Regions from separate parts of the Homo sapiens genome. Here region 2 is linked to region 1. The links are chromatin contacts, found by Hi-C in ENCODE. All regions are on one chromosome and are shown on one strand. The core of a region is the stretch at or near the end of the contact, and the rest is flanking DNA. Distances in the headings are between cores, read along the strand shown.

Region 1 (4,262 bases), core at 975-3,474:
GTGGACAGAGCCCGTTCCAAAGCCTCCCAGGCACAGGGCAGACATCAAGCAAGGGGCAGAGCTGGGGCGAGGGCTCTGGGTGCCCCCGTTATTGAACACAGGCCTGAAGGGAGCCTAAGAGGTGGCTGGCAGGAGATACTACAAGGCAGAAAGACAGGGCAGCAGTCTTTGTACTGTACGTTTTTGTTTTTTAAGAGAGAACAAAAAGTCAAGGTTGAGAGATGAGAAATACTCTTGCCAAAAAGAGAACACCAAAATCCTGGAGTCACGGGTCTTCCATTACCCTCTCTAGCATTTCTGCTTGTCTTTTCCCTAGTATTGGTGAAGAATTTTTAAAGTAACCAACCCATACCGTTGGTTACAGGCCCTGTGGTCACCAGGCTGTCTCCCCATGATGGGGATGGAGAGTGGTTAGTGCAGAAACTTAGACCTCCCCTCCAGCTTGTTGAATGCCCTGAAGTTTATCTAGAAGGGAAGATACTCAAGCGTAGGATTTCAGTGATGCATTTGGACAGCATCAGTACTATGCTTCAGCGTCAAAAACGTCACTTTGGGTAGGAACAATACATAATGCGTGGCAATGCCTTTTGTGACACCTGTTCAGGAGATTCCCATAGGAAGCTTCTGAGGCAGAGTCCTCAGGTGAGGAGGGGGACAGGCCTGGGTCTTGGGGGAAGGTGGAGATGACCAGCCTCATGCCTCTCTCCCCAGTGGCCTCAGTCTCCATCAGGCAAATCTTGAGAAGCCTCCTCCATTCTGCAGGCAAATGACTGAGATGTGTGAGCTCTGCTTCCCAACAGGCGGAAATTCACATGGGGAAGGGCACCTGTGAATGGCCTTCTAGAACTATCAGGAAGTTCTGGATTTAGTACCCTGTGAGAGCAGATGGTCCTGGGTGCACTCGGATGATCCTGCCTAGCCAGCTGGATTGCAGAGTGGTCATCATTATCAGTGAGCTATTGAGGGGTTGAGAGCAGTCAGTGTCATGTATAAGGATGGGTTGGGGTACCGGCCAACGCCCGCCTTGAGGCCTGGCCGCCGGATGGGAGGCGAGAGCACAAGAGAGTCCTGGCTAGGTGTGCCCCGCTCTGCAGGGCCACACCATCCACTGGAAACCCTGTGCCCACTGGGCTGCGTGCTAAGAGGCTGTGGCCAATGCTCTTGTCCAAATTTTACTGAATCTGCAGTCTCTCTTAATTCACTCCAAAGTTTAATGTGTTAGCTTGCGAATAAATAAATAAATAAATAAATAAATAAATAAATGGAAAGAAACAGTCCTCAGAAAGTCCCAGTCAAATTTTAATTCCAACAGATATTCAGCAGTTTCCTCTAAGAACAATGAGAGTTCTGGGGCTAGCCAGTGTTTCTCTTGGAAAATAAGGAAGAGGGAAAGCGGTGCATTCATTTAAAAACCTGCCCTAGGGAGGCAGCGTTCCCTGTGAACTCCGAGGCCACAGTGAGCAGAGCAGGCTGGAGGCCTCCCGGCTGTCCTGCCCCTCCTGCCACATGCCTGTGAAAATGCTAGATAAGGACTTTTTCTCAGCAACTTCCACGCTCCTTCAGTGGGGATGTCTTTGACTCAGAGCTCTGCCACTGGTTATCTCCACGAACAGAAAATGCCACAGATGGGTTAATTCACTGTGTTGTTCTCATTTTCCCTCAGTTTCAGGCTTTTCTCTCCTTGCCTGTTTTCCTCGCTTAAAAAATGATGTGGGGGTCCCTAAACGCATCTACCCCGATAGATTTATGTTTTCTTTTCCATTAGTCCACTTTGCGTCTCAGCCCTAAAATTAAGTTTTTGATTATAATGTAAGGAAGTTTTACCATATTTTAACTCTGGCTTTTTAAATACAAAAGAAAAATAACAGAATGGCCTTCTAGAACTATCAGGAACTTCTGGATCTAGTACCCTGTGGGGACAGATGGTCTGGAGCCAGCGCACTTGGATGATCTCTCTCAGCCATCTGGACCATAGAGTGAACTTGTTACTGTCCCTCCAAGGCTGACAACTATGAGCTCATACTCTTCTAGCAGTTTAATTTAGACCCAAGAAAGGCTGTGTGTGTGTGAATTTGTGAGAGTGTGTGAGTGTGTCTTTGTGCCTGTGTTTCTGTGTGTGTCTGTGTGTACATGTGTGTCTGTGGGGTGTGTCTGTGTGTGCACGGCTGTGTGTCTGTGCGTGTGCATGGCTTTGTCTGTGTGTGTGCGCACGCACTCTGCTAAGCTACTCAATGCAATTCCTTACTCTTACTTCCCTTTCTGTCACTTCTCCATAATTCTTTGTATTTCGGTTGGGCTGGTATCTCGCGGCGGCTTCCTCTTTTCCTGCATTCCTATATTTCATTATTTGCTCTTGTTCCTCTTCTAGGGCTTTTACAATATAGCCAGGAGGATGTGGAAACCCAGTTACAAGATGACACACAAGCACAGTGTCACAATCGCTGTGCTTGGGCCCTACCTCCTGGAGACCAGGGTGGGACGGTGTCTCTGGATATGGAGGGAAGGGCGGAAGATCACGGGGTGGCAGAAGGCCCGACTGTCCGGTCTTCTGGAAGCTGGGGTCTCGTGGTCGCTGGGCTGGTGGTGCTCTAAAACCTAGAGTAACCGAGAGCAGGATGACTGCACCCCTGACTGCCGACTCACCGGGCTTCGGAGGGCCATGGGTGTGTGATTCCACTTGTGATCCTCCTACTTCCCCAGCCCACCCTGGTGGTCTCCCACTTCTCTCTCTCTGCCTGTGGAGTGTTATAACCGACTCCTTCTTCTAGGCATCTCCATCCCAACCCCAGACCAGTTCCCTTAAACCACCTCCCACCACAGGACCCCCACAAGCAGGGACCTCTCACAGTTCCTGTTGCCTGGGGACTTCATCTCAGCTTCCAAGGCCTCTGGAACCAGGCCCTGCATCCTGGGCATGACTGTCCCCATGATTCTCTGAGCCAGCCACCACCCCACCACCCCCCCACCGCCAAGTCCACTGCTGACCCTGCTGTAGCCCCCCACCTCCACTTGTTGAGATTCCCTCTTCCTGCTTCTCATTTTGAATGTCACCCTTCTGTGACTTCTCACAACCCCCCTGCCACCCCTCCCTCCAGTTGGCATGGCTTAGTCTTCCTAAGAACATGTGCTGCTTCCCAGTACCCAGGGCTGCTGTGCACCGTGGCACGTGAGTTTCGGTGCATCTTCCTCCTGCTGTTTATAAATTGCAACATCCCTGGACAGATCTTGGATTTTCCCTCTATAATTTCTCTGGAGACTCCCTCGGGGTTTGCACACACATCTGTGGAATGCCCAAGTTGGAGATGGTCCTCCCTGATGTGTAGTGTGGGCTATTCAGAGGGCCTCATTTCATAAACTCATTAACAGCTAGGACGCGAAGACTTGGAGAAGTTAGCTCAGGACACACGGAGTGGGAGGGAGGCAACGAGTTAAGAAATGGGCTTTGGAGTGCCTCGAATTTGGCCTCCACTTTTCTTTTCTACTGTCTTACCTGGTCTTAGGCAGGTCGGGTGACCATCTGGAGTCGGAGTTTCTCTCATTTGTAAAGCGGGGGTGATATTTTTCTCACAGGGCTGCTTCAAGGGTTAACAAAGTTAATGTCTAGGAAGGACATAGCATAGCACCTTCACCTGGTTGCAAGCCCCTGGAGTCACATGGCAACAGCTGTGGAACCAGGTAAATGACTTGACTTACATGTTACACGCTCTTAGTTGTTCGATTTGTAAATGGGAAGAGTGTGTGACCCAAATTAGTCGTTTCCAGATATTTCCTGGTAAATGGTTGTTGAATCATAAAACTAGAAAGATGGGAAAGAAAGGGAGGAACCCCCCTTACTTCGAAGAAGTGTTGTTGATGTGAAGGACAGGACTTTTTGAGACACTCTCATCCTAAGAAACAGCTGATATCTACTAGGAAAAAACATGACATTTGAAGTTTCTTCCTAAGAGATGTGAGGTTTTGACAGAAGTGCCAGGAAGCCAGAGGTGTGTGAGTAGTGGGCCAATCTCGCGTGAAGGCTGTGGGACGGGGCAGGAGAGGGGCAGCCAGCATTTCCTGAGCGCCAGCTAATGGCGGGGACCTGGCACCTTTGCTCTGTGACTCTCCAGCTGTATGGTGACATGAGGCTGGCGTTTTCTTTGGTTTCATACGTGAGGAAGCTGAGGCTTGGTGATGTCCTGTGCATGGCTCGGACTCCAGAGCTACTCAGAGGCAGAGGCCGTCTGTAAACACCTTCAGGTGGTTGGAGGCAGGGTGCTGCAGCC
Region 2 (4,173 bases), core at 747-3,246, 240 kb after region 1:
ACTGTCAATAGTTTGAAAGACTGACTGGCTGCGAAAGGAAGAAAATGCAATTGAGCACTGATGGTTAAAAACATGTTTTGCTAGAAAATTCTTCATTTGTATACCTTTCATGGAAAACAACTAGAGTGTGGTCTGTAGACTGACATACAGTGTTACTATACGGTAGACTGACTTCCAGCTGACTGGCCTTACTGAAGCTTGTGACACTGCTCTAGGCTACGGGGGTTGACTGAGGAGCAGAGAAATGCTGTTCCTTAGGGAACACTTCAGTGGGGCGGATTTGGGGCAATATCATGGCCAGCACACATTAATAGAAGCCAGGCAGGTGTTGTCTTGAAAAAGGAAATCATTCTGCTCACCACAGTAGTTTGTCGCCTGTCAAAGGAGTCCTTTCTGCTTTACAGGGATCAAAGGTAAGGAAATGGCCACTCTCACACCTGATCACTAAGCTAAGGGGACGTGGCAAAGGGGGCCACCCGAGGGGCGGAGGGGACCAAGTGACAACTCAAGCCACCATCTGACTCATCTCCCGGAGCGGGGACAAAGTGTTGTGTTGACAAAACTCTTCCATGTCCACAACCACTGTGAGGTACTTCTGACCCTAAGCCAGCAGAGGAGGAGCCTCTAGCTGCTCTGTGTTCACTGGCTTATGGGGGTTTTCAGCAGGACGGAGGGCTGCAAGCAAAGATCTTTAAATATCAGCCTGTGCCTGTGGCCCCTGCAGCGTTTCCTTGTCTTTATCACTATGGAAACCCATGAGACACAGCACGAAGACAACCAGGTGCCATTTTCTCTTTAGATCCTTTAATCCCCCGAGGGACATCAGCCGTGAAACGACTCACACCACTGCAGCAGCAGGGGTAAGGCAGTGATCGTTCTAGAACAGGCTGAAGGCTGTGGAAACGCAAGGCTGAAGTACCCAGGTGGATTATGCAGCATCCACCGCTGGCCGATGACGGGTGCCAGGTGTGTCTCAAGGAGGCTGGCCCACGTCAATCTAGAGGCGAGGCCATTCAGCCTGCTGTTTGTGGAACAGTGAATTTTCCAAAGGAATAAAGTCTCCTGCACTGTGCAGAACAAGACACACTAATAACAAGAGGATCTGACATCTGAGCATAGAGAAATGATTAACAGACTGTGGTTGCTTGACTGAGTCCACAAAATATGCCAAATGCCTACCACAGTGACACCTTTTATTTTAACAAGAAAGCTTTTCAAGTATACTGGGAAGGGCTGGGTTTGTCATTTGGGAGCTGAATCCACACCGTGGTAGTCGGCAGAGGGTGTGGAGGACCCTCTGGGAACATTTGGGGACCCATATTCAGTTTGAAATCTGCCCATTCAAAACTCTTTCTGTATTATATGAGTTGAAACGCCACATCCCCCTCCTACAATAGGCTGAATACAATATTGAAAACAAAGAAGGAGTGCAAAAAAGTGATCAATACAAAAAAAGTAAACATATCAGTTTTAATTGTCAAGATTATTCCAGGGCAAGAGTTCATTTCCAATCACTTCTCTCCGGTTCTTGTTCCTAAGCGGCCCAAGCCAAGATGATCATTCCAGTTTATTTTCAACTTTCCGCTGGATCTTCCATGCCCTCCCCAATTTGGCCGATGCAGAGGGAGGCGACCCTGCTGGGTTCACAGCAGCAAATCGTCGTTTAAGTCCAACAAACTAGTCAATCTTGGTCGGCTGGCACCGAACAAACCCATCTCGCTCTGGGTCCCCAGGTGCAGAATCGATGTGTGTTCTTCACCAACGCACAGACCGCTTCTTCACTCCAGTGTTCACTTCCTCCAGTCTTCAGCCGAGAGGACATCTGCGGTCATAAGGCCACTCGGATGCAGTGGTGCTTGAGTTTGCAAGGCAGGACTCCTTTGTTCAGCTGGTAAAAGTCAACCAGCTGGATCAGGTCAGAGAATTTGGTGTTCCCGTCATCTAGGCTGAAGAACGTCTGCCCGTCGTCCTCGCACTGGAGAGACACAAGAACACTTGCCAGGTTAGAGGCTGCCACCTCAGGGAACAGAACGGGGCCCACGGCCAGCAGCAGCTACATCTGCCCATGATTTGATTCCAGAGGGACACACAGGGCAAGGTAGGCTAGAAAACACCAGGGGCGGGAAAGACGGGAGCAGAGGATGTGTGCTGGGGGCTGCCATGTCCCTGAGCGAGGGACAGACTTTGGGTGGGCTGCGGAGGCTGCTGAGGACAGCTAGCTCCCCTGCTCCCTAAGGTGGTCAAGGGGAAGGGCTCGAAGTTGCCCCCAGTTCACCCAGCTCATGAGAATTACATTTACCAGTTAACTTGTAAGTACCCACTGCACACAGCATGCCCCGAGAAGACTGCACAAACCTGGGTCCTCACTATACGACCTCAGCCAACTCCTGAGGCCCCAGGGGTTTACTCTGCTCCATGATGAAGCAACTGTTGGGTGGCTATGAGGGATTAATAAGCTCACGCAGGTAAATTCCGTTCCTAGGTCCCTGAATATGGGGCAGTTATTTTTATTAAAGCAGGGGAATGCCACAGTATCTCCCAGAGAGAATCATATTCCTAACACCTATTTTAACTCAGTGAGTTTTCAGTTGGATGACTGTAGTACAGTGCAAAACACTGCTGAAAGGAGGTCGTGTTGTTCACAGGGAATAGGTCAGCCTTAAGGCTTGGCTAATTAATGAGCTTGGAACCACTTCGTAACTCTAAAACCATTGCTAGAGCTAACAGCACATCCCACAGCCAGTTTTCACACACAGAGGCTGCACACCTAATGCCCTAAGTCCCAAGTTGCTGTTCTTTTGTTACTTGTAGGATTTGGGCATTACACACTCTGCCTACCACGAAAGCCCCCTTTCTTTCTTTTTTTTTTTTAATTTACTCATCCAGCCTAAAATGTCAATCACTTTTCATTTTATATTTTGAGCTAAAAGAATTATAACTGTGTGAATAATATAATGCAGTAGAAGAACAAAAAGGATTGTCTATGCAGCACTTTCCCTAGGACAGTAATTCCTGTATTTGCATATAAGGTTGGCTGGAAGCTGGGAAGGCTGGGCTCAACCCCAGATTCTGTTCCTCACCCCAGTGCGGTGCAGGAAAAGCCACTGACAGCCATGAGCCTCATTTTCCTCACGAGTAAGGTGGGGATGTCAGCACACAGCAGGAAGCAAGCAGCCACAGAAAAGACAGTGCGTGGCACACTGCCTTCCCCTGGCTCACAAAAGCTAAGCAAGACACCCTCCTCATCCTGTATGGTCCATGGCTGCCAGTCACTACACGATTCTTGAGATCATAACAAAGTCCTGGGGGTCAGATAAGCCTGAAGAACTCCAGGTTCAACTGTGTAAAACAGGTGAGTTTAGTTAATTTAAGCCTTCTCAGAGCTTTTTCTTTGCTGACATGCAGATTGAATCTCTGAGAGGAAACTGTCCAGCCAGCCTCTTTTGGTAGAGTTTGGGTTCCACAGGATGCATTTCACAAACATTATCATTACCTGCAGAATTTATCAATTCAGCATGTAAACAGCTGCTATTAATTTTGTGTATTGTATTCTCAACTAAACTGAATTCTTGTAGGCGCTGATCTAGCACTCTAATCATGAACTAGAATTGAACTGTGGCATACTGAAGTGAGAGGTAAACATCAGGCGAATCAAACATAAAGTGCTTTGTCAAAAAAAGTAGTGTTGATTAATGTATTCTGTAATGAAGTTTTTGGAATTGTTCAAAGGGAGAATGGTCTTTAGATCCAAGGACCATGTGGAAGGAGAAACAAAATTACTCTTTGGGAGGCCACTTAACGCTTCTTGGATAGCCCTGGTGTACACCAGGACAAATTACAAGACTCCTCAGACTCCAGCAGCCAACAGGCAATCCTGCTGCACAACTCCTGCCTTCCAGACCCACGTGCTCACAGCTGCTGCGACCTCAGCTAATTCTCCTCCACCTCCCCTTCCTGTGACCTTGATCCTTCCCATCAGTACCCTTTCAGCTGTGGGCCCTCAGCTAATTCTCCTCCACCTCCCCTTCCTGCGACCTTGATCCTCCCCATCAGTACCCTTTCTGCTGCAACCAAGAGCTCACAGGCTCAAGGGGGGCCTCAACACCCTATCACCACTTTCAGGATTATTTCCAGGGAAATGTTTTTCTAATTTCAAAAGACAAACCTGTAAAG

The links. A loop is a pair of places that touch in the nucleus more often than their neighbours do. Pooled maps may share reads with other maps.
Region 2: a loop to region 1 is called in a pooled map, with 4 times the contacts of the local background. The contact joins two enhancer-like sites. A Hi-C loop is called at or near these places in 4 of 37 single-sample maps with no recorded cell type and 2 of 50 pooled maps.

Annotation. Positions count from the first base shown.
Region 1 is chr7:50,354,392-50,358,653 of GRCh38, forward strand. All of the region lies in intron 3 of IKZF1 (IKAROS family zinc finger 1), which reads left to right. Among named protein-coding and RNA genes, the nearest start is that of IKZF1, 52 kb to the left of the region's middle. Within about 2 kb of position 2,225, at least 9 of the 41 ENCODE cell types and tissues checked have a DNase peak (open chromatin) inside an H3K27ac peak, as active enhancers do.
Region 2 is chr7:50,591,124-50,595,296 of GRCh38, forward strand. It overlaps GRB10 (growth factor receptor bound protein 10), which reads right to left. Exons shown (of 19, transcript NM_001350814.2): 19 at 1-1,975. The coding sequence ends at 1,829. Among named protein-coding and RNA genes, the nearest start is that of DDC, 28 kb to the left of the region's middle. Within about 2 kb of position 1,997, at least 2 of the 41 ENCODE cell types and tissues checked have a DNase peak (open chromatin) inside an H3K27ac peak, as active enhancers do.